3 separate regions of the Homo sapiens genome follow, and regions 1 and 2 are each linked to region 3. The links are chromatin loops, found by intact Hi-C in ENCODE. Cell type or tissue: endothelial cell of umbilical vein. All regions are shown on one strand. Region 1 overlaps CMSS1 (cms1 ribosomal small subunit homolog). Region 2 overlaps CMSS1 (cms1 ribosomal small subunit homolog). Region 3 overlaps CMSS1 (cms1 ribosomal small subunit homolog).

Region 1 (8,000 bases), 140 kb before region 3:
AAGAAGATGAGGCCCCTGTTGGTGCTGATCCCCCAAAACAGAGCTGAATTAGAAGTGATCAGGACAGTGACTGGAGGAGGAGTGGCAATGCCTTGCTAAGATGCAAGCATGATGCTCTGTGTGTCTGTTCTCTCAAGTGTTACTGGGAAGAAATCTGGGGATTTTTAGAAGACACCTTTCTGCTTTCAGGTATCTCTATTTCCAGTAACAAAATTGGCATCTAGACTTTTTTTTTTTTTTTTTTTTTGAGATAGAGTCTCACTCTGTTGCCCAGGCTGGAGTGCAGTGGCGCAATCTCGGCTCACTGCAACCTCCGCCTCCCGGGTTCACGCCATTCTCCTGTCTCAGCCTCCTGAGTAGCTGGGACTACAGGCGCCTGCCACCACGCCCGGCTAATTTTTTGTATTTTTAGTGGAGACGGGGTTTCACTGTATTAGCCAGAATGGTCTCGATCTCCTGACCTCGTGATCCGCCTGTCTCGGCCTCCCAAAGTGCTGGGATTACAGGCTTGAGCCACCTCGCCCAGCCGGCATCTAGACATTTTTTAATAGGCATTTAGTAACAGTAACAAATATTATTGTTCATTTTATAGAATTTGAAGTCTTCTCAATCTAAGACTAGATTTTGGTTTTTTAAGGTATGAGGTTTTATGGATCTTTTTACTATCATGTAGGTATCTAAGAATTACATCATTTGTTTGACAAAAGCAGATAGCTAATTCCTTTAAAGTTAGCTATTTTAAAGTAATCTTCAATTGCTTTAATCTCAAATCATTTATACTCTACAGATAATTTATTTTTCTGTGATGAGCAGAAATAGTTTCATGCTGATTGAGAATGATTTTTGTTTGCCAGCATCCCTTTATCAAATATAGAGATACTTAAAAATATCTTTAGGTTTTACTTCCCTCCACCCCAACCCAAGACGTTTTGAAGGTAAAAAATCTGGCTCCCCCTTTGCCAAATCCACAAATATTTCTGTGAGTTGCTCTACAGTTTTCTTCTTTTTGAAGCTGGGTGTCAAGATATTCAGTATTCATTTATTAAGGACCTGCTATGTTAAGTGAGATACATTTTGGAGGAGGAAGGCCAGTTAACATAGAACCAGCATATAATAGCTTCAGTAAATTTTCTTTCCTCTCTGCTATGATACTCAAAGTTTTTTTGTGATATTGCAGAAAGTAAGACAAATCTCCTGCTTTAAGACAATTACAGCTAGGAGTTGGTTGGAGAGGTATTAATAGAAAAGGAGATAGGATGGTTAAAAACTAAGTAGATTGCATAAGATACATAAATAAAATACTCTTTCAGTGCTAAGGGAGAAGATCTGTATCTGAAAAGGTGTAAGAGAAGGTGGCACTTAGGAGTTCAGGTGAAGATCTGCCCCATTTGTTCATCTGTTGTGGGTGCCTAACAGGAGCTAGTCTGGTGCCAGGTCTGGCCAGAGGTGGATTCACTGGCCCCATTAGCTTTGTGTGCTGGTGTGCTATTTTCTTGTTTCCACTTTTAGTTGTCACCTTTTTGTTTTGGGTTGGTTTTTTGATACTTCTAAAGTCTGTGTTGCTTATTATTTCTTTTGCTCATGGAAGAAATGTAGGATAATGCTGAATTTACTCTGAATTTAGATCTTAGGGCAATTTGCTTTCTTACAGCAAGGAGGAAAGTGAATACTTTAATTTTTTAAATGTAGGAAGTTTACTATCTTGCAGAAAGACTGTTTCAAGATATTTCCTCATAAAAACGATATTATTAATTATGGAGTTGATTCCCAGACTAGCACAAGGAAGCTTACTCAACCCATAATAAAGCTGAAAACTCCATTTAGGTAACTGTGATAGTATGGTGATTTTGTAGCACAATAATAGCATAATTCACAAGGTTTATATGTACTCCTATTATTACAGTACGGAGTAGAGAACAATATTCTTGCAAACGTATAGAGTTCAAGCTATATTTAGGTCAGCTAGCTTTTTGTGGACTAGCTGGGACCCTATGTGTTACACGAAACATGATATTTAATTAACAAATGTGTTCCAGGTTCCCACTTTGGATTCCAGGTGAATACCTCCCTGTCACATCCATGGCAGCCTCAGGCCAACTAACCTGAAGAAAAGTAGCTCTGGAAATACTCTTGCCCTCCAGGTGCCATCCTTCGAACAGGGTGTAGGCTGGCTTTTTATATAGAGAGAATGTTCACAACTCAGGTGTTCATAACCCAGAGAATGCTTATATATATATAGTGGCCAGGATGGTTAAACTTAACTATATTTTATTCTTAGCTGTCTCAGGTTCAAGCATGATAGCATGTTCTTTTAGGCAACTTGCAGTCACCCATGTTCACTGCTGGAAAAGCTGAAAACATCCCTCTTTAAAGAATGAATCATAATCCAACTAGCTTTGCAGTTGGTCTCATATATTTAGTGAGCTTTCAGTCAGCAGGACTTTTTTTTTTTTTTTTTTACTATGTATCCCATAACATATGAATGGTAATATTTGTGGCTTATTCAAGGTACTGTATTTCCTTCCGCTCATGGGCAAGAGCTTATTTTTTGGCTGATCTCCTTTTGCAGAAGAGGCCAAGTTCCTGGTGGTGTTTGCTAGATATAGTTTAGGGAACTTAGTTCACAATAGCATAACTATGAACCCATGGTAATTTTTTTTAACCTATAGATTGGTTTTCGTATACCAAAAGGGGATAATCAGTGCAGATCGAAATAAACATTCATTTCTTATCACTGTACATGTAATACCACACTTCCACATGTTGTCTTCCTTAATCTCCTTCATCTTTGATGGAAAACCTCTTCCTTTTAACTACTCTCCATCAAGTTTTCTGTTGACTCAGGACAATACCCTAGCAGCCTTCACCCATAGAATAGGTGCCTCCTTAAAAGACTGGTTAAATGTTGGCTAAACTCTAGCAGTGATTGCTAGAAAAGAAAACAATGTTGATGTTTGGTCAGGGCTGGACAAAGGAACCCATCATCTATGTTTGGTCAAGCTCTAAGCTGTAAAGATAGTCTTTTTGTAGAGGAGACATGTGGCTCACTGGAGGAGGGAACCATTTGCTTCTGCAGGGAACTGCCACGGTTCCATATTATAAAGCATGAGTCATGGATGTCTTTGTGATTACACATCCTTCTTCACATATGTGGAATAAACTTTTAGAAAAAAAAAAGGAAGTTAAGGGAAAACAGAAGTGTGAATAACTGCTAATGGTGCTCTCACTGGCTCCATTCCGTCTGCTATTTCATGATACATAAAGGGAGTAGGTCAGAGATTCCTTTCCTGGCAAATAAGTGGCAACATATGTTTGAAACAGTGAATGGAAACTATAGGAGGAAAATGACAGGCATATGCAAAAGGAAGGCAAGGGAAAATTTGTTGCCCTAATGTTAGCCACATAATTGGTATGCTTTTCTAGAGAGAGGCTGTTTCATTTTAAACAGTCTGCATGCCCCATTAGTACAGCATTTCTGTGTGTGAAGTGTATATATTTTCTAGGCTTTGGGGATTTTGGTTTTTTTCATGAATGGTAGTCACCTTAAGCTACTGAGGCTTCATACAGAGTCCTTTGAGAGAAAGGTTCCCAAAAGAGAACGTAGTCAGGAAATAGGACCCTTTATTAAAGTAGTAAGAACAAAAAGAGAGGAAGTAGTTAACAACAACTATTTTGATGGGCTAAGAACAAAGGAACAGGCACCAAATTACTATCTTCTGGAGTGCTCTTCATTTAAATTATAATTCTACAATGATAGTGTTGATTCATTTGTTGCCATAGCAACCGAACCTTTGTTCAGTAGAGTTTTGAGATTCTATAAGGTTCCAGAGGACTAGGGTTTAACGGTTTTTGTTCCACAATATATTCATAAGCAATGTTGCCTACTAATAAATTGAAAGCACAGTGATTTTCTTTGAAAAAATAATTTTCATAACAAATCAGTGTATACAACGGGTGCTGAAGTCCATTTCCACTCACCTGTCATACATGGCTAATAAATAGAAAATGTATTTTCAGTCGCAAAATTTAATTATGGCCAATTGGAGAAAAGTGCTAGAGAGAATGATTTGTTTCTCAGAACAAATTTTTTTTTCTTTCTTTGCATAGAAATGATTGTGATTAAGAATATTGTCAACTTTTGGCCAAGCATGGTGGCTCACGCCTGTAATCCCAGCATTTTGGGAGGCAGAGGTGGGCAGATCACTTGAGGCCAGAAGTTCGAGACCAGCCTAGCCAACATAGTGAAACCCAATCTCTACTAAAAATACAAAAATTAACCGGGTGTTGTGGTGCACACCTGTAATCCCAGCTACTTGGGAGACTGGGGCAGGAGAATCGCTCGAACCCAGGAGGCCTCCGCGGGAGGAGGTTGCAGGGAGCCGAGATTGCACCATTGCACTCCAGCCTGGGGGACAAGAGCTAGACTTTGTCTCAAAAAAAAAAAAAGTTGGCTTACTTGTTCTATACCTTTGACAGTAAATACAGCTCAAAACAAAGCTAAGAAAAACAAGTGAAAGTTTGCCATTATATACCTCAACTAATTTGTGTTCATTTGCCTGACACCAAATTTTGAATTTTCTTTACTAGTTATTTTTTTAGATCTTGAGTAGTCTATATTCTCTAAGGCTTAATATTATTGCCAAGACAATGGGATGCCTTATGATGGAGTGCTGGGGTATCGTGTATTTGAGGAGAAATCCAGAATACTGAAAGTAGAAAACCAAAATTGTGTTTTTGAGATTTGGGAAGCAATGAGGTTCTGAGCTGGTTAGTTTATTATATTTTTTGTCATACCACTATCTCATATTTTACCTTGACCAGATGGGGATGTCCAGGATGGATGATGGTGATCATAGAGGGATTCTGTAAGAGAACTCCACTACAGAGAATCTCCTATAGTGTGTCAAAGCTTTCTGCTGAAATATATGTGGTAAAACAAATGACCACGAATATGTCCAGTGTTCATAGTTAAATGAAGTTTTCCATGTTTCTCGTCACCATGAATAATTGAGAACCAACTCTATTAAGAAAAGATATCCTACCTCCAATTCTGATTCCTCATACCAATGTTACATTTAATTTTCTCACATTGGTTTTTTTTTCTCCAGTTAGTCGTCAGAATGTATTTATTTTTAAATAGGCTTATCTAAGTTATTAGACTCTCAAGGAAACTTTCAAAAGCAGGCAGGCTTGGTTTAAATGTAGCTTATTTGAGGGTTTAGATATGATACAATATTTTTGTTGCATATTTTGACATTTTTGAAGGTTATTTGGAAAAAAAGTATATCTTTATATTGTAGGTAGCATTATTTTTAGAGCTGTATTGTAGGTGTATGGAATGAAAGATTGCAAACAAATTATACTATATGGAATTACACAATGACCAGGGCCTGTGTTTGTCTTGATTCATAAGCCCAACTTCATCTTTTCATTCCATTATAAATAGAAACCTGGAAAGATCAGCTAAATAAAAATTATGTTTTGTGGTGACAAATTTCCATCTGGAATTATGACATGCACCCACTCACACATTAAAAATATATGTGCAAGTCAAGCGCGTTGGCTCATGCCTGTTATCCCAGCACTTTGGGAGGCCGAGGTGGGTGGATCACCTGAGGTCAGGGGTTCAAGACTAGCCTGGCCAACATGGTGAAACTCTGTCTCTACAAAAATACAAAAACTAGCTGGGCATGATGGCGGGTGCCTGTAATCCCAGCTACTTGGAATGCTGAGGCAGGAGAATCACTTGAACCCAGGAGGCAGAGATTGCAGTGAGCCAAGATCATGCCATTGCACTCCAGCCTCGGCAGCAGAGCTAGACTCCATCTAAAAAAAAAAAAAAAAAAAAAGTGCATTTTTCACATCATCCTAGCAGTTTTGTTTTTGCTTTGTTTTAATAAGGCTTGAACTATTACATATGAATACCAGAAGAAGGTACAATTGAATGAGGTATATTGCATGAACACTGACTCTGAAGCTCTAATCGAAGTTTAGCTTTATTTCAAACTACTCTCTTATTAGATACTTATTAATACCAATCAAATTTCTGTTGCTAGTTTCATCACCTGAGAAGGCTGGAACACACATACTGAAAAAAAAATGTGGTTATTCCTCCTTATTAGGACCTCAAAGACAGCTACAGTGAATGTGCTTTGATTATATTAGATGGAGATTTTATGTGTGCATTTATTTAGAGACTTAAACTGGGAACTCATTTCTTTTTATCTAAAAATATCTTTTAAAAGAATGTAGTTTCTGATGTTCGTTGATCTTTATTTTGCATCATATAAAGAGTCTGCTCAGTTTTATTTTGAACAGGACACTTGGTTATAATTTTCAAAAGCAGATTTTTGGTTTCCAATACCAAGTTATTACACTTTATGGGTGTTTTGGTCATTTCTTATTATGATGCATTCCTTTAGCCTTAATGAGCATAACTAATGCACTAGAGTTAAAAATGGAAATCTCATATTTTAAGATCATATTGGAAATTATTCTACCTAAATCTTTTTACAAAGTTTTCCATGAATTATATTAATGACACAACTAAACAAGTTATTGTATATAAAGGATTTAGTTTTTTTGTGAGATCTAAATGGTAGCTGTTGTGATTGCTGTTGTTGCTTTTTTCTAGCAGTTTCCTAACCCCTATTGCATTCTTCAGCAAACTATTTCTAGGACAAAGTACTAGGAATCTGACATAAAGTACACTGTTCCTGAAATTGTTATGATAGATGCTTTGGACTCCCACCTCCTTGATTGTGATTCCATTATGGTCCACCTTCAGGGCATCTTTTCTTAATGCACATTAACTCCCAGGGTGATGAACCAGACTCCCTGGGTTTGCATGTTGAATTGCATAACTTCTCTGTGCCACCGTTTTCTCATCTGTAAAATGGGAATGGTGAGAGTACCTTCCTCATAGGGTTGTTATATTTAAATGAGTTACAAACTTTAAGTGCTTAGAGTAGGGCTTAACTAGTTAGCTGTTACTAGTACATTCCTAAGGTGCTAAATACGGTGTTCTGGTTCTACTGGATCTTTGAAATCGTATAATTCTGAGGTCAGAACCAACTTGTCAGGACTTTAGGATGAAATAAATATAAATGTATGTGAAAGCGATTTGAAAAGTTAGTATGTAATACATATCTAGAACAGTGTTTCACACATAGCAGGTATTCAGTAAATATGTATTGGATGAATTAATTTAAAAATTAAAAATATTATATATAATGGTGATATCATTAGTAAAATTTATGACTACAGGATGGAAGTCAAAACCACTCAACCTCCTTGAGTTTGAGACAGAATATTCAACTCATCTACATTGATGAGGTGCAAAAAACAAAGATGGTGATGATGAGGATATTAATAACAACTAACACATACCTGGTGCTTCTTGTATGTTAAACACTATTTTTAACCCTTTATATTGATATAAATTAATTCATTTAATCTTTACAGCAGCCCTATAAGGGTTATCCCCATTGAATAGATGAAGAAACTGAGTCTCTAAGAGGTCATAAATAACCAGATTTCAGATGAGATAGAGTGCGTTCAGGGTGGTATGGCCATAGACAAGATTTCAAACCAAGGAAGTTTGGCCCCAAATGCCATACCTTTAGCCCTATGTTATAACTAAGGTGTAATTTCATAAAAGTTATTTGTTCCAACCATTTCTTCACACACTTAATATTCATCAGAACTTCCATAAAGTACCAAATGGGCTGATCATTGTGTAATCTTCCCTCTTTCTTCTTTTCCACGCAAGTCTTAAGTGCTGATACTCAAACTGAGCTGCACGTTGGAACTACCTGGTGTGAGCTTTTAGCACAGTTGCTGTTTCAGCCTCAGAGATTCTGACCTAATTGATGTGCCCCGGTTATCAGGTTTTTTAAAAGCTTCTCTGGTGATTCTTACATGTAGCAAAGTGTTAGAAGCACTGATCTAAAGGAAAATGAAATTGGCCTAGGCCCTAGAGTATGCCTGAGGGGAAGGGG
Region 2 (8,000 bases), 120 kb before region 3:
AATATATTGTCAGGAGAGCTGGCTTCTACTCTGACTCTGCAACTATTTAGCTGGAAGATTTGGTGACTTTTTTTTATCTTGGGCTTGAGAGGCCTCACTTTTCTCAATTCAAAAAATCAAAGCATTGGTCTAGATTGCTAGGTCTTTTCTAGCTTAAATTCTTGGCTTCTGAGATTTCTGTAATTTTTTATAGTTATCTGGTAGATTGATTCATGGTGGTTGTATTAACAGGAATAAAAAAGTTGTGAGTGGACTTGGATGTGCAAAGGTGATATTAGGTTAAGTTTCAAATATGTGGAAGCAGTAGGGTATACCGAAATCTAGATGTCCTTTAAGAATGGATGTACAGATTTGGATTTAAAGTTGGTGGTAGTCACTGTCATTCTCACTGACCTCTTTTGGTAGTGGAGTTAGAATCCTAGGCTTGAGGTAAAAGGTACTTGTTCATGACAATCACATAATCACAAATTTTTAGGTGTGAAAGAGACACAGAAATCATAATCATATGCCCTGCCCTTGTTTGTTTGTTTTTTGTTTTGTTTTGTTTTGTTTTTTTTGAGACAGATTCTTGCTCTGTTGCCCAGGCTGGAGTGCAGTGGCGTGATCTCGGCTCACTGCAACCTCCACCTCTTGGGTTCAAGTGATCCTTCTGCCTCAGCCTCCTGAGTAGCTGGGATTACAGGCGCGCGGCACCACGCCCGGCTAATTTTTGTATTTTTAGTAGAGACAGGGTTTCACCATTTTGGCCAGGCTGGTCTCGAACCCTTGACCTCATTATCTCCCTGCCTTGGCTTCCCAAAGTGCTAGGATTACAGGTGTGAGCCACCACGCCCAGCCCCTTGTTTTATATACCAGAAAACTAAAGATTTGAGGAATGGAATTTGCCAAAAGTTATACATAGCTGCAGATCAGGTCTGCAGACCAGACTGCCACTATCTCTAAGCTCCTGGTTCATCCCTCACTAGGCTTGTTAATGTTTTCTTTTTAGCATTCATAGTATTCTTTTGTAAGCAATAAACTCACTATCATGTATGTTCAAATACACATTCAAAATTATTTGTAAAATTTAGTTCAGAAAACTAAATTTCTGGGAAGGAAAAGCAATCAGGTAGCATTGTCACTCTATCTGAATTTTGACCTCTGAAATTAAAAGGCATTGTATGGAAACCGCTGAATTGTGCAGTTTTAAGAGTATGGTTTTATGACATCTGTTGAAAGTTAAGTCATGATGGACGGTCCTAAATGGTTTTTTAGTACCCACATGAGGTAATTAATCTCTCTGCATCCCTTTTCAGATCCTGTGTTAGGTCCAGCATGTATGAACACAAGGCTGATCATGTCATAATTCTGTATAGAATTACAATAACAAAATATTTGTTTGCAGTGGATCTCCATTTTGTTCTGTCAAAGAACTAGATGCCCATGACAAAGGTCAAATGGAGATCTGGCATCCATTTCAATACTTGTAAGACATAGTCTTGAGAATATGTAATACAAATAGCTCCTTGCCAGAAAAACTGAAAGGAAATGATTGCATTTGAGTACAATGTATTCTACAACAATAGTTTAGTGTGTATGAAATTTAAAACTGCTGGCTTTCAAAATATTTTTTTTAAGTAGACTTTATTTTTTTAAAGCTTTATACCCACTGTGTATTGCTTTGTAGGATACCCTTAAAAGCTGAGATTTAAGACCAAAGAAACTGAAAATCTTAATGGCACGATATTGAATTCTCTAGTAAAATACTTTAGTTTAATGTGTTTATTGATTTCTCCTGAATGTTCTGTCTTCATGAGCATTAATGTTATTACATTAGTTTACCATAGTGGTGCCTTTTTTTCTACCCGTCATGAACTCATAATGCCTTAGAAGAATCAGTATCAGGTCTTAAAGCCTGCAGTGGTGTCTTTGTTTTACACAATGAACAAATATTCAGGATTGTATAGGTGAGGACCACATCTACCTTGTTCGCCCAGTATCTAGTATGGGACCTGGCTTGCAGTAGACATATATATTTAATCAATTATTGTTTTTGTTTTGTTTTGTTTCAGTTAATGAATGGCAAGTAGCACTAGCTCCAAACTAATGAGTTTAACCTAAAAATTAGATAAATTAACTCATTCATGTATGTATTTCAAGGAGGTTTCCAAATCCTCTAGAAAGAAAATTTGATGTTTTTGAGAGAAGCCTTTAAAAGTGGTCTGATTTACTCAGTTAACAGTAGGGTCAAATATGGCTCAAGCAGTGTTTTAGTCACCTTGTCTGATGCAGTCTGGAAAAATAGGCCTGTCATAATAGAAAAGGATTGATGGTGAAAATACTTGTTTATAAAGTTGTTTCAGCCAAAGGGAGAGGTGGAAGTGCTTTGTTCTTCATTGAAACTTAACAGCAAAGAACTTCCCAGGGTGTGGTCAAGGCAACAACACTTGAAGCTGGACACCTGGTGACTTTCCTCCAAAGGGCCCTAAGGCCTCTGCACCACTGTTCTATCTAGTCAAACTTGGACAGAAAAGGAACAAGAGATTAATTCTACCTTGACTCCTTTCTTTGTGGTGTTTGAGAAGCTACCATTTGAACTTCTGATTTACAAAACTGAACTATCAGTGCTAACCTACTAGGCCAAGATTTTATGAAAAGTAATTTAAGGCTTTAACACAATCCATGGTTGAAGCCACAGTTTTATACAGAGCTGCCATAACAATATTTCTTTCCTGCTTTAGTTGTTGTTTCAAGACCAGAAATGCAGTAACATATATGGATAGCATACATAGTTTGTTTTAGAATTCTAAGAAAGAATGCATGGTTTCAAAAAAAAGCAACTCTTTTTTTTCTTCAGAGCCTTTTGCCCCATTGAAACTGAAAAAGAAAAAAAAATATGCAAGCTTTTTTGAAAGTACAGACAAAATTGGCATTTCACTTATGGGAAAATTTTGCAAAATTACATTGACTAAAAGTACTGTGAAGCCACACAGAAAGGCCAAAAATTATTGGCATTGCTTTTGTGTAAAAAACCTTTTACATAGACTCCACCTGTAATTCAGCCAAGTACATAATTCAGGTCATTGGTGACACACGTATCCACATGTTGGAGCTGGTCAGTGAACGTTGTCATGAAACATGGATAGAATATTACCATATGGACAGACCAAACCGCACAGATTACAGCTAAGGAAACTTTGCATTAACATGCCTGGGAACAGGCTTTCCTGAGCTGATCCCTGCCCCCACCCACCCTCAGTGGGAAAGCCAATTGCTTACTGATTACGACAGCGACATCACTTGGCAAACATTTTGGCCTGAGCTCAATGTGTGACATCAGTCTCCTTTAGGGTTTTCCACATAAAACAAATTCTCCAAAGAAAACACAGAAATTGAGCCTTAATTTGAAATCCATTATTACATCCTCTGAGGTCTCATTAACTACCTCAATCACGTAGTTCTTAATTTTTGTTTTATTTCCAGGTAGATACAAACCAACACTTAGAATGTGAGCAGTAAACCTTTACCGTGTTTATTTCAGAGTTTCAACCAGATACCCCTTTGTATCTATTTTCAACCAACCTCCCTTTTACTGGGGTTATGATATCTTTGTTTCACTGCTGGGAGGGTTGCTAGTTTGGGAGTGGTTTACAACACTTTGTTTGAGGAAGGAAGTAAACATTGTTCTTTGACCCTTCAGGATAAGTTAGTCTCACTTTTGTGGGAGGCAGCTGTGTCCTTGAGAGAAAGCACTCAGTGAAGTTGGAAGGACTCAGTCATGGTGTGTTTTGCCATGTCACTTGAAAGCAAGGCACACTACGGGTATTTCACACTCTTGTGTGTAAGCACCTCCTCTGAGCGTTTATTTACCTGAAGTCATTAGTTTCCCCCACTTCCTGTTTCGTTAGATGGTATTCATTTAATACTACTTTGATGCACATGGCCTTAAAGCAGATAGAAGTCAGTTATGCCTCATGAGGCCTGCAGTCTCCCAGCAGAAGGCAGGAAAGCATGAAGGGTGGACGTGAATGGGCCCACACTACCAAGATACTGGAATTGTGATGTTCAGGCAAAGCAAGGGAAGTCACATATGCATCAAGGGAGTTGAGAATAGGTTTAATATTGTCACATTCAAAGAATTCCATCTGGAAGGTGTTCCTTGGCATATAGAAATAGATGAATATTCTCATATCTTCTGGAATGGCTAAACAGAGTGATAGACACTTTTTCCTACTTCTTGTTAATGGCATGTTCACTTTAATTATTCTTCAAGGTAAAGAATCCTATAAAGGAAACTTTATATCCTATAAAGCTAAAAGTAATCTCTTAAGTTCTTTCTCTTAAATTCATTTTATATATTTCAAAATACTATTCTTCATATATTGATTTAGTAGTATACACTTTACATTTTTCCCACAATTTTTCTTTTCCTCCAGCCCATGGCCTTTATCCCCACTGATCTTTTGTTCCCATTTCTCAGTGTTGTTCCTTCTTGCTCTCTTGGTTTAAATAATCTTTGCCATCTGCCTCCCAACATTCCAGTATAACTTCAGGATAGCCCTCTCCAGCCTTCCTCCAGAAGATAGTAGAGATACACAGTGAATATCAGAACTCTCCTCCAATAGCCCTTCACATTCCCACCATAAATCTGTATCATCTTGCCTTTTCATTAATGTGGTAAGCCCCCTGGGCAGGGACAGTCTGTACCTCTTTGTATTATGCCAGGCAACACTCTGACCGTGATCAGTAAATGTTCATAATAATGAAAGATGAAAGAAAGTGTCTGTGTTCAGCAAGTTAGTGCCAAATAAGTATGGAGGCCAAATGAGGCCACTAGTGCCAAACCACAGGGGTTCAAAATAATGTTTAATATAACATTGTCTCATTGAATAACAAATCTTATATTGTAATGTCTGAGTCAAATGTTTCTTTGGTGCCAGATTTCTTGTGCTCCTTTAATCTGTCCCTGTAGATATTTCAGAGTTCATGAGGAGCAAGTTAGTAGGACCTTTCCCCTGCCCCCTCTCTGCCGTGTAGTGAAAAATAAACCTCCTGGAAAAAATAGAGTGAATATAAGTGCCATGGATTCTCTGGCACTCCGAAAAAATGCCTACCATAAAGTATATGGAAAATAAATGAAAGTTTGCTATTAGCCTAGATATTGAGGTAACTAACTTAAGTTACCTAGCTGAAGTATGAATTGGAAGTAGTTGAATAAGCCATTTGAGATTGGTTACTTTCCATCTTTTCAGTATCAATAGAGAGGGTTAATTGTCCTTTCAGTTTCATATGGATGCTTATACTGTCTACAGTGGTTCAGAATAGAGGGTCAAAGTAGAACAAAATAATCTACCCTACATATGGTTAGAAAATATTTACCAACCAAACTCTCCTTTTTTGCAGCCACGCTTCTCAAAATGCTAGTTCACATTTTAAGCTTCTACATTCTTATTTCTTATTTTGTTTTTTAAAGCATTGCAATTTGGCTTCTGCCCTTACCACTTTATTGAAATGGCTCATTAAGTTCCTCAGTATTTTCTTCATTGCCAAATCCTGGGACATTTCATTCTTTTCTGCATTATTTGGTGCTATTTGACTGTTCACTCTCTTTTTAAAGTCTTTGCTCACTTCATTTCATTGCCTTCTTTGTCTTCTGGTTCTTCTAAGCTTCCACCATTTTTTTTTTTAGCTTCCATTTTCAACCCCCTTTTTCTTCCAGAAAACTGCCAAGCCTTGATGTATTCTAGGGTTCCCTTTCAACATTCTCTCTTCTCACCACACCAACACCCACAGTTTCAGCTATCACCTGCTGCAGGTCCATATCACCAGCCCATCCTTCTACAGACCTATATTTCTGACCATGGGTTGACTTTATACATATTATTCTTTACACCAGATACTGTAATATACCAAGGTACCTCATACTCAACATGTCTAAACCAGGACTCATCTCCTACCTACTCACCAAGTAGAAACCATCCTGCCTGATCAAAATCCTACAACACAGAAAACTGTGCCCCATTCCCATATTTCATATGTTCCTGAATAGCCAGGAGTGCTTCTCAGTAACTCCTTGTTTTCCTTGCTCTTCTTTCCAGTCTAACCAGTCACTAATTCATATTGACTAAACATCATAAGTAGTTCATGCGCACACCCCCCTCCCAACCTCATGGCTGTTGGAACACATCCCCTCATCTTTCTCATCTGGATATTTGCCTCCTATGTGAGTTTCCTGCGCCCAGTCTAAAGCTCCTCCAGTTGTTCCTCCATGTTCCCTTAATCGTTCTTTAGGAAAGCATAACTGATCATCTTATTTTCCCTTTCACAATTTTCCATTTGCTCCTTCAGGCCAACAGTATAAAGTCCAGCTGCTCAAGGCAAGCCTTTCCTTTTCTCATCCTACAATCATGCCCTATGCTGTAGCCATGTGAAAAGCTTGAGTTCCCTCAAAATGCAGGTTCTTTTCTCACTTCTATACTAACACACTTATTTCACCCCTTGCCATGAATATGGTTTTCATTCTTGTTTGCCTAGGGACTAGACCCCTGTTGCCTGGTCTTTGCAGCCTTCACAGGGCACTCCCTTCAAGAGTTAGGGGCCTAACATTTATGGTTCCACAGTCCTTATCACACATCTGGTTATCCATACATTGTACTGATAATGTCTTCAAACATATCCTTTTCCTCACCCTGGACTATGAGATCTTTGAGAACAGAGACTGTGTCATATTTATCTTTGTATCCCTGAGACCTGGTACAGTGGCCAGCTCATAGATTGCAGAATGGGACATTGTTTGCCCAAAGCAGCCTTACCTTTCACATTCCTGTTCTAGTAGGCATATGAATTCATCACTCTTCTCCATGTATTCTTTATGTTTTCTCTTTTCTTCCTCCAACTCCAATATGGTTTGCCTACGGGATTTTTCTGCCACTAAAAGCTGTCCCAGGATTCGTCTGTAAGATTCTTTATGTTTTTCCACAACTTTGTCCAACTACGAAAGAAAACATTTATAGCCTGTTACCAAATTGTTTATATACTGTTGTCTTTCACTCTTTTAGAAATGTCCCTGTTTTGATTAATTCGGCAGTGGGTTTTTTTGGTTTTTTGTTTGTTTGTTTTGAAACAGTTTTCGCTGTCGTTGCCCAGGCTGGAGTGCAATGGCGCGATCTCGACTCACTGCAACTTCCGCCTCCCGGGTTTAAGCGATCCTTCTGCCTCAGCCTCCCAAGTAGCTGGGATTACAGGCATGCGCCACCATGCCCAACTAATTTTTTTTGTACTTTTAGTAGAGACAGGGTTTCTCCACGTTGGTCAGGCTGGTCTTGAACTCCTGACCTCAAGTGGTCTGCCTGCTTCGGCCTCCCAAAGTGCTGGGATTACAGGCATGAGCCACGGCGCCCGGCCAGCAGTGGGTTTTTTATCTCCTTGTTTAGTGTTTATTCTCTTGTTAATTGATACTTTTGGGTGCATTTCAATACAAATGTAGTCTCTTTATTGCCATCAAATTTTTCTTGACAGAATAATCTGTGTCCCTGTGGGTATCAACTGTTTCCACATAACCTCTTTCTGACACTCTTATGTCTCTCTCCTGAGAAGCTACATTAAAGAAATGACAGGAAGTAAGAGAATCCTTGCACGGTGCTGGATTCGCAGCTGCCCTAGCTGATCTCTTCTGCCCCAGCCCACCCTATAGTTCTCTGTACCAGTATATGCCTCTTGGATCGCTCTACCAGGACATGCTATGATTTTCATTTTATTATACATCAAGGTATTTCCATTAAAATAGATCTATGAATAGATAATCTATTATGTGTTGGTGTATAGTGTGAATGTCACCAAATGTAAGTACTAAGTCCATTCAGATTTTCACAGCACTATACTTACATCTTTTTTACAAAATGATCAACCTGTGGCTGATACATGTGTTTGTCTCCCCTGCTAGACTGTGAACTCCCTGAAAGCTGGGCCTACATCCTTCTTTTTTTATTTTATTTTTAATCCTTGGCATCTAACAGAGTGCC
Region 3 (8,000 bases):
CCCTAAGATAAACTGAGGAATACAAAATTTTTGTCTCCCAACAAAGTTGCTACAGAAATCCTTTTAGCAATCTTTATGTTCAAATCATAAAATGTATAAATAACATAGAAATAGTGTCCCATATCCCCTTCTGTAAATTGAGGCACACCTACATTTGTTTTAGCTCTGTCCTGATAAGTTTCTCTATGCATCTTGCTTGCTTTGGGAAGCTCATTGCATAAAGCTGTGTATAAGTGAATGTTTAAATGTTTTTGAGGAAAATGACAGTGATGATAACTTGACCTCCAGTACAGATTAAGACCTTTAAAAAACTAAAGCTCTACTAATTTCTTCCTCACAATTACCTGAGTAGCTTTACAGCCACACTAACTGGCTCTGAATCGCTTAGGTTTTCCTTTTTAATCGCTTTTCTTTTTTTTTTTTTTTTTGGGGGGGGAGGGAACAGAGTCTCAAATCTCGCTCTGTCGCCCAGGTGGAGTGCAGTGGCACAATCTCGGCTCACTGCAACCTCTGCCTCCTGGGTTCAAGCAATTCTCCTTGCCTCAGCCTCCCGAGTAGCTGGGATTACAGGCACCTGCCACCATGTCCAGCTAATTTTTGTATTTTTAGTAGAGACAGAGTTTCACCATACTGGCCAGGCTGGTCTTGAACTCCTGACTTCAGGTGATCCAGCTGCCCTGGCCTCCCAAAGTGCTGTGATTACAGGCGTGAGCCACCACGCCCGGCCTCTCTTTTCTTCTCATTAAAATATAACTCTTACAGAAATAATAAGAAAAGTAATGAAGTAATGAGTCTATTATTTTGAGCCCATCCAAAAAAAATTGCTTAACTGGCAACAGATAGAAAAATAAGATATTGAATTATCCAAAAGCTGATTAGCCAAATTATTTCTTTTTTCACCATTTTTTTGCTTATAGAGAATTCGAGTAGGGAGCGGAAACAGGCAATACTACTCAGTCAGTTGTAGTTTCTTATTGACTGTTCGGTTTAATTTCAAAATTAACAAACATTGTAATTGCAAAAGATTGGAAATAACCTAAATGTACTTTTGTAGGGACTGGAAGTAAATAGGATTATTCATTTATCCAATACTATGCTTCCATAACAAAAACTGGAAAGCTATTTATGGGTTTTGTTTGTTTCTTTCTTTTTAAAGGACACGATCTCAGTCCATGTCCTACATAGTAGCCTCAAACTCCTGGGCTCAAGCGATCCTCCCACCTCAGCCTCCCAAGTAGCTGAGATTACAGGTGCCAAGCCACGGTGCCCAGCTGCTCCTTATGTACTGATACAGCAGGATCTCCCAGATGTATTGTTAAGTCCAAAAGGCACAGTACAGAACATATTGTCTATATCGTATGCTACCTTTTGCATGTAATAAAAAGAAGAAAGAATGAACGTACATGTTTGTCTGCATATGTATAAAACGTCTTTGAAAAATGCACACACAATATTGCTTGCCTAAGGAAATAAGAATTTTGTGTTGGGAGACAATAATTTTGCATTAATTCAGCAATAACAGATGTTGGAAAAACTCCTAAATTTAATGCTTATAAAAAGAATAGGAAATTATGCTTTCACCAGTGTTGTATTGGTATTGAAATTATCATCATCTAATAATAGTTCATCAAACACAGAGACATTCCCAGACCTTTCACTGTAGTGGTGAAAACCATTATGCATTTTATCTAATTCAGTTAGTCTGCTTTACTTATTAACTTGACCTCAAAAAACTGAGCAACCTTTTCTAAGTGTTCTTGATCACAGTAGTACAGCCTATGAAGTACATAAGAAGTACAGCCAAGACTCACCTGCTACAGGAATATCAAAGAGCAGATGAAATATAATCTATGATTATATTTCACAGTATGTAGTATAAAGATTTCACAGTATAAAGATTTCAGTGGAGTTCTACAAAAATACCAACTTGGTTTAATACTTAATGGAAAGGAAAACAGTAAAATTTATTTCAAATTAGATAGTGTAAGATTCAGTCTTATAATATGCGGGATACCAGGAGTACCTTGGAAAAGCCAGATACCAAATAAGATCTAGGAAATTTTTAGGAATCCAGAAGAATCTAGAAAAGCATTGTCCCTAGAGTTGATATTTCAGTATATCACCAAGTAATTTTTCATCCAAGATCTCAGTGCTTCCCTTAAATTAGATATTAAATGGCATGTGGTAATTCCCCCCAGTGGTTTTCTTCACAGTTAACGACTTTCTTCTTTTTTTTTTTTTTTGAGATGGAGTCTTGTTCTGTTGCCCAGGCTGGAGTGCAGTGGCATGATCTCGGCTCACTGCAACCTCCACCTCCCAGGTTCACACCATTCTCCTGCCTCAGCCTCCCGAGTAGCTGGGACTACAGACGCCCGCCACCATGCCCGGCTAATTTTTTGTATTTTTAGTAGAGATGGGGTTTCACTGTGTTAGCCAGGATGGTCTCGATCTCTTGACCTCATCATCCGCCCACCTTGGCCTTCCAAAATGCTGGGATTACAGGCATGAGCCACCGTGCCTGGCCTCATAGTTAACAACTTTCTTGATCTATCTACCTGCATTTTATAATTGGATACATGAATCAATCCAAGCTGTCTGAATATTTTTTTTTCTTCCTGCACCCACAAAAGCCAGTGAGAAGTAGGAACCTAAGACAATCTCTGGAACAGGTAACCATCTCTTACCACTTACAACATAAGATTAAACAAAGAGTTCTCTCTTGTGGCTTATTTGCATATTTCATTTGCATAATTCTCATCTAACTCCCTCTTTTAAAAAAAGTATTAATTATTCAAATAAATACTATTTATCCAGGCCATAAACAGTATATTAAAGTTCTCTCCCCGAGAATCATTTGTATAGTTCCAGATAATAGCATTCCATTTTAATATAGATGAGTACACAGATGTGACCGTGGTTTTAGAAACAGTTTAGGTAGCATCAAGAAACATCTGCACATTTTCCCAGCAGCCTGAGTAACTAGTAGTGATTTGTACAGACTTCTCTGCATCTGCTTTTTCCCCCCTTCCTTTTTTCAGCACATCTAGATGATTAATAGACTGAACAGGCCCTTATATATGCATTCTGACAGCCTTTAGGACGGTCTTGGTTGACAATACACACATAAGCCAGTGTTGTTATCATGAAACACTTCATTTGAATGACTATTACAGGCTGAACAGGATGTCCTATGCCAAGAGGTTGTGACATTTTGAGAGGGTGGTGCTGGGAGCCATGTGGGACTCTTTTCCCATCACAGCCAAGTTGACATTTTCTCAGGTTGTAGGATCATTAGGGCTGCAAAGGGAGAAACTTTGTCAGTGGCTGGGTAGATGTCCCTTGAGCCTGGATTATGCATTTGAAAAAATGGTTTCTTTGCCTTAGGGAAGAGAGTCTCATTTTAAAAAGAAAAAGGTTTTTATAACGAGTTCATGTATTCCACTATGAATTTTGCTGAAAAATCTGTCCTGAAGTATGTCTTTGCTGCCAAATCCCACGCTTTACAGTTAACCAAAGTTGACTCTGTATGACCTGTTACATTTTCCTTAGACAGTTGGATGTGATCACAGAAGGGTGACTGCCAAAGTTTTATTTCAGCTCAGATATAGCTAAATGCAAGAAATCACTTCCTGACACCTTTCTTCTGCCTGCCCCACCCTAAATCACCATTTTTCAAACAAGCTATGGAATCTACAAAATGGCCTACCTGTGTTCCAAGTTAATTTTGAGAATGGCTTTTTATGGCTGGTTTGTAATCTCTTTAGAAAAGCAAAATTATGATGGAAACTCTATGACATCCTAAGCTGTAAGCACTTGAAGATGAATGTAACTTCAGGTCTGTGAAGCTAAATATTTACCTTCCACATGATTTACTGCGTCTTTGTTCCTTTCCACACTGAGCTTTTTCTTTATGTGCATCCCTTCATCTCCAAGCTACTTTTTAGTAGCCCTGTTATATCAGTGTTTTGTGATGTTACAAAAAAGCAAAGAATGTGAGGTCAAATTTTCCATTACACACTTCAACAGGAATGCCAGGGAACTTAGCCAAACTAAGGCTACAAAAAAAATAAAAATAAAAATTACAGGAAAGATGATTCATTAATCAACAATTGCCTTACCAAGAAAATAGAATTACTTGTATGTATTTGGTTTGGGGAAGGGGGATAAGTGCAGATATCCTGGCTATGAGTGAAATGGAGGTATTTTATGTCTATGTAGCATGGTTTTAGACCTACCAGAGATCTTTTAAACAGTAAAATTCAGGAGAAAGGATAACTCATGTTGTGCCTTGATTTATCTCACCTTTTTCTTCTTTCAACATGAAAGTATATCACATGCTGACCCCAACTACAATTTGATTTAAAAAAATAATGACAGCTGAAAACTAGGATAGAAAGGCACAGGCTGCACCTCAGGAACAGTGAGAACAGGGACCATTGCCATTCCTTCCTCTTTCTTCAGCTATATGATCTGAGTCCCTTTTTATTTCATATATGCCCCCTTCTGCTCCCCTTTCTCTTTATTTTGCCATAAGCTCTGGATCGTAATCCATCCCTAAAACATTGTCATATTAATAGAAATTCTGGAATTTGACCTTTAAATGTAGTCATTATTACATATTAAAGGATCTACAAAGGGCAAAAATTGTGGCAGTAGATGAAAACAATAGCCACTGAAATTTTTTAAAGCCCACAAGCTTGTAAGATTCCTCTTAAACAAACAGAATGATCCAGTCACAGAGCTTAGTGCTGTAAATGTCAATATAAACTTGATTTTTTTTTGTATTCTAATAAGAAGACCAGCCAGTAACAAAAAAACATTGGCTCTGTGACCAGCCAATACCAGATACAGTGAAATCTGTTATCTGATGTTTCGTCAGCTAGCCTGTGAGCACCATCATGTAATAAAATTCTCTAAACTGTGATTCACGGTGCTACAAGATCTTTGTGCACCTTTTGACTAATCAGAGACAAATCATATCAGGCTCTTGTATTATTTTATTACCAAGTGTATTTTATTTTAATTCTTTGGAAATTGGTAATCCATGTATGGTTCAGACATTGTTAACCAGAGTACATAATTAGAACAATTCCAACCATGCCAGATGATACTGTATTTACTGAAGAATTTTATTGCCTTTTATGGAGAACATGAGGGAGGAATAGAGAACAGGTTTTTTTTCTTTTCTTTTGCCACATAGCTGATAACCCAGTTGCTATAACCATTTCTTCCACACAAAGGGACAACAACATGAGAAATACACGTTTTAAAGTTCCTAACAATCGAGTACTTCTTACGGGAAGCTGGGACAGTTCAAGAAAAAAATGGATTGAAGGAGAGGAATAGAGCCAAAGTTCCCAGACCTTGACAACTAGGGCAAATGTAACAAGTCCACATTCATCATGGAAAAATGTAAAGTCCTACATGTTTGTGGAAGAAAATGACTGCATTCGCAGAACAAGAGGGATAAAGGGCTAACATAGCCTGTGCTGGTCACAGCCTTCTTTGCTCATCTCTCTTTACCTCAATGTGAAGATCAGTGACAGACCCCCTGAGCAGGGAATGTTTTTTGAATTATAATGATGGAGACAAGTATCCTGTGTCTCAAATTGACAAGAAGTACTCCCCAGTCCTCAAAGCTCAGAGAGGCTTTCTTCAGGCATATCCAGTATTTCATTCTTTACTGTGTTGTGCCTTATCTGCTCTCTGTACATACAAGTAAGGAAAAGAGAAAATATATGCAGAAAATCATGTCCAGTAAGTTTTATTCCCCTTTGAAAGATTATATTTTGTCTTTTGAAAGTCTCTCTGTCTCTGTTCTTTTCAGCTATATTAAATATTTGTTTCCTTCGTTCTTGAATCTCATTTTCTTGAGGCTTATAGCAGCTCAGCAGTCTCTAAGGTCTCTTTTCCCTCATCCATACTCTCACTTCTCTATTTTTGACTACTTTTGCAGGCCAGTAGGTATTTATTATGTCTCATTTGCTGTGGGAGACAGGCTCCACCCCATCCTACCATACTCCCAGACTTTATTCCTTTTAACCATCTAACTAGCCATCCATTTGAGTCAGTTAGGACATGGAGACTTGAGAAATTTACATCCCTGGAAGGTGATTATGATATGTTGAATTTATTTTTTAAAACTTTTTTTACAAAATGACAAAAAATTGTGTATATTTAGGGGATACAATGTGATATTTTAATCTCTGTATACATTATAGAAAGAATCAATCAAGCTAGTTAACATATCCATCACCTCACCAACTTATTTTATTGTGACAAGAACATTAAAAATCTATCCTTTTAGCAATTTTGAAATATGCAGTATGTTATTTTGAATAACTGTAGTCATTATGCAGTGCAATAGAGATCAGCTTTTTAGATTCTACATAGAAATGAGATCATACATACTTGTCTTTCTGTGCCTAGCTTATTTCACTTAGCATGATGTCCTCCAGTTCCATCCACGTTGTTGGAAGGACAGAATTTCCTTCTGTTTGAAGGCTAGCTAGTAGTTCATTGGGTGTATATACCATATTTCTATGACAAACTCTGTCCTGCTTTGCAAGATTTTAAAAGGGAATGTGCTTTAGAACAAGACACATTGAGATTTGGGTTCAAATCCTGTGACCTTGAGCCAGTTACTTGCCTCGTTTATTCATTTAACAAATTTTGATTGAGCGTCTTCTATGTGCCAGGCATTGTGATGGGCACAAGCGATGCAGTTGTTTACAAGATTGACATGGTCTTTGCCCTAATGAAGTTTATATTCTAGTTAGGGAAACCAGTGAAAAATAAATATTTAAATAAGTATTTACATCATAGTATAAAGAAGTAACACAGGGGTAATCTGTCAAGGGGGGCAGTGAAAACTATTTTTGAAACAATAGGTAAGCTGAGGCTCAAAGAATGAGTAGGAGTTAGCCAAACAGAGTATACAAGAGCATCACAGGCTAAAGGACAGCTTGCTCCAAGAACCCAAGTCAGGAAGGAACTTGAGACAAAAGAGGAACTGAAAAAAGTCAAGCTAGACTAGAGCCCAGTGAAAGAGAGGGAAGTAGAAAGATACAGAGGTAGTGAAGCCAGATTATACAGGGCCTTATAGGCACTGGCAAGAATCTTGGTCTTTTCTAAGAGCAATGAGTAACCATTGAAAGATTTTTTTAATGAGGTAAAAACTTGATTTGTATTTAAATCACTCTGATTATTGTACCTCATCACACAGTAGATGAGAGAAGGAAACCAATGTGAAAAAGGCTGGTGCCATTTTTCAGGTGAGAGATGATGGTGGCAGTCAATGGAGTGGTTAATGGCTCCAAAACAGATTTAGGAGGTAGAGCTGACAGGACTAGTGGCTCTCTGCTTTGGTGACATTGCAGAATAGTAGTGTCTCTGATGACTTCCATTTTTCTGATATGAGGTGCTGTTTCCTGAAGTTAAGAACATTTAGAGGAGAGTCTAGCCTGGGCGTAGAGAGGACTAGATCCTAAGCTCAGTTTGGAACATGTTTGATCTGAGATGCTTGTGATATATCCAAGGGGAGATGGTATGCAGGTAATTGTAAAAACAGATCTGGCGCTCACAAGAGATGTAGGCTAGAAATATAAATTGGATAACAGTTTATAGATTATATTTAAAGCTGCGAATATGACCTCTCGAAGCCTTAGTTGTTGCATCTATAACTTGGAAGTAATGATCTAGCTGTGCAAAGAGGTTGAAAGGGATGCGTACAGCACATAGCACAGTATCTAGCTCATAGTAAGCACTCAATATATGGTAATTGCCATTATTACTATGTCTAGGAAAATCTCACAGCCTTATTCTCTGAGTTAGCACTAATTGACAAAGAGGAGAGTGGAAAAGAGTGAATAAAGGAATGAACATAAATCTGTGAAAATATGTGTATAAAATCGAGATAAAACCATTAGCTTTCATTGTGCTGCTGTGTTAGAATTTTTTTTTTGTAATTTTTAATTCCCAGGCATCCCTCCTCTCGCAAA

Evidence for each region. A loop is a pair of places that touch in the nucleus more often than their neighbours do. Peaks named below come from ENCODE experiments on the same cell type or tissue, not always from the same donor. Only the 100,000 strongest peaks of a DNase experiment are listed, where the experiment ranks them.
Region 1: a loop joins it to region 3, with 6 times the contacts of the local background. A loop is called at or near these places in 9 of 110 quality-filtered maps.
Region 2: it touches region 3 in a loop (7-fold over the local background); 14 of 110 quality-filtered maps call a loop at or near these places.

Annotation. Positions count from the first base shown.
Region 1 is chr3:99,892,937-99,900,936 of GRCh38, forward strand. The region is part of intron 1 of CMSS1 (cms1 ribosomal small subunit homolog); the gene reads left to right. All of the region lies in intron 4 of FILIP1L (filamin A interacting protein 1 like), which reads right to left. All of the region lies in intron 1 of LOC105374010 (a long non-coding RNA gene), which reads left to right. Among named protein-coding and RNA genes, the nearest start is that of MIR3921, 67 kb to the right of the region's middle. In endothelial cell of umbilical vein, no CTCF peak of the experiment used is centred here; a DNase peak (open chromatin) is centred at 3,185; H3K27ac peaks cover 2,396 bases.
Region 2 is chr3:99,917,439-99,925,438 of GRCh38, forward strand. All of the region lies in intron 1 of CMSS1 (cms1 ribosomal small subunit homolog), which reads left to right. FILIP1L (filamin A interacting protein 1 like) reads right to left here. Exons shown (of 6, transcript NM_001387850.1): 4 at 6,792-6,970. All of the region lies in intron 1 of LOC105374010 (a long non-coding RNA gene), which reads left to right. Among named protein-coding and RNA genes, the nearest start is that of MIR3921, 43 kb to the right of the region's middle. In endothelial cell of umbilical vein, no CTCF peak of the experiment used is centred here; DNase peaks (open chromatin) are centred at 1,473, 3,553 and 3,703; H3K27ac peaks cover 3,145 bases.
Region 3 is chr3:100,037,529-100,045,528 of GRCh38, forward strand. All of the region lies in intron 1 of CMSS1 (cms1 ribosomal small subunit homolog), which reads left to right. The region is part of intron 1 of FILIP1L (filamin A interacting protein 1 like); the gene reads right to left. It overlaps LOC105374010 (a long non-coding RNA gene), which reads left to right. Exons shown (of 5, transcript NR_189163.1): 5 at 2,247-3,865. Among named protein-coding and RNA genes, the nearest start is that of FILIP1L, 73 kb to the right of the region's middle. In endothelial cell of umbilical vein, no CTCF peak of the experiment used is centred here; DNase peaks (open chromatin) are centred at 3,123, 4,023 and 4,853; H3K27ac peaks cover 3,646 bases.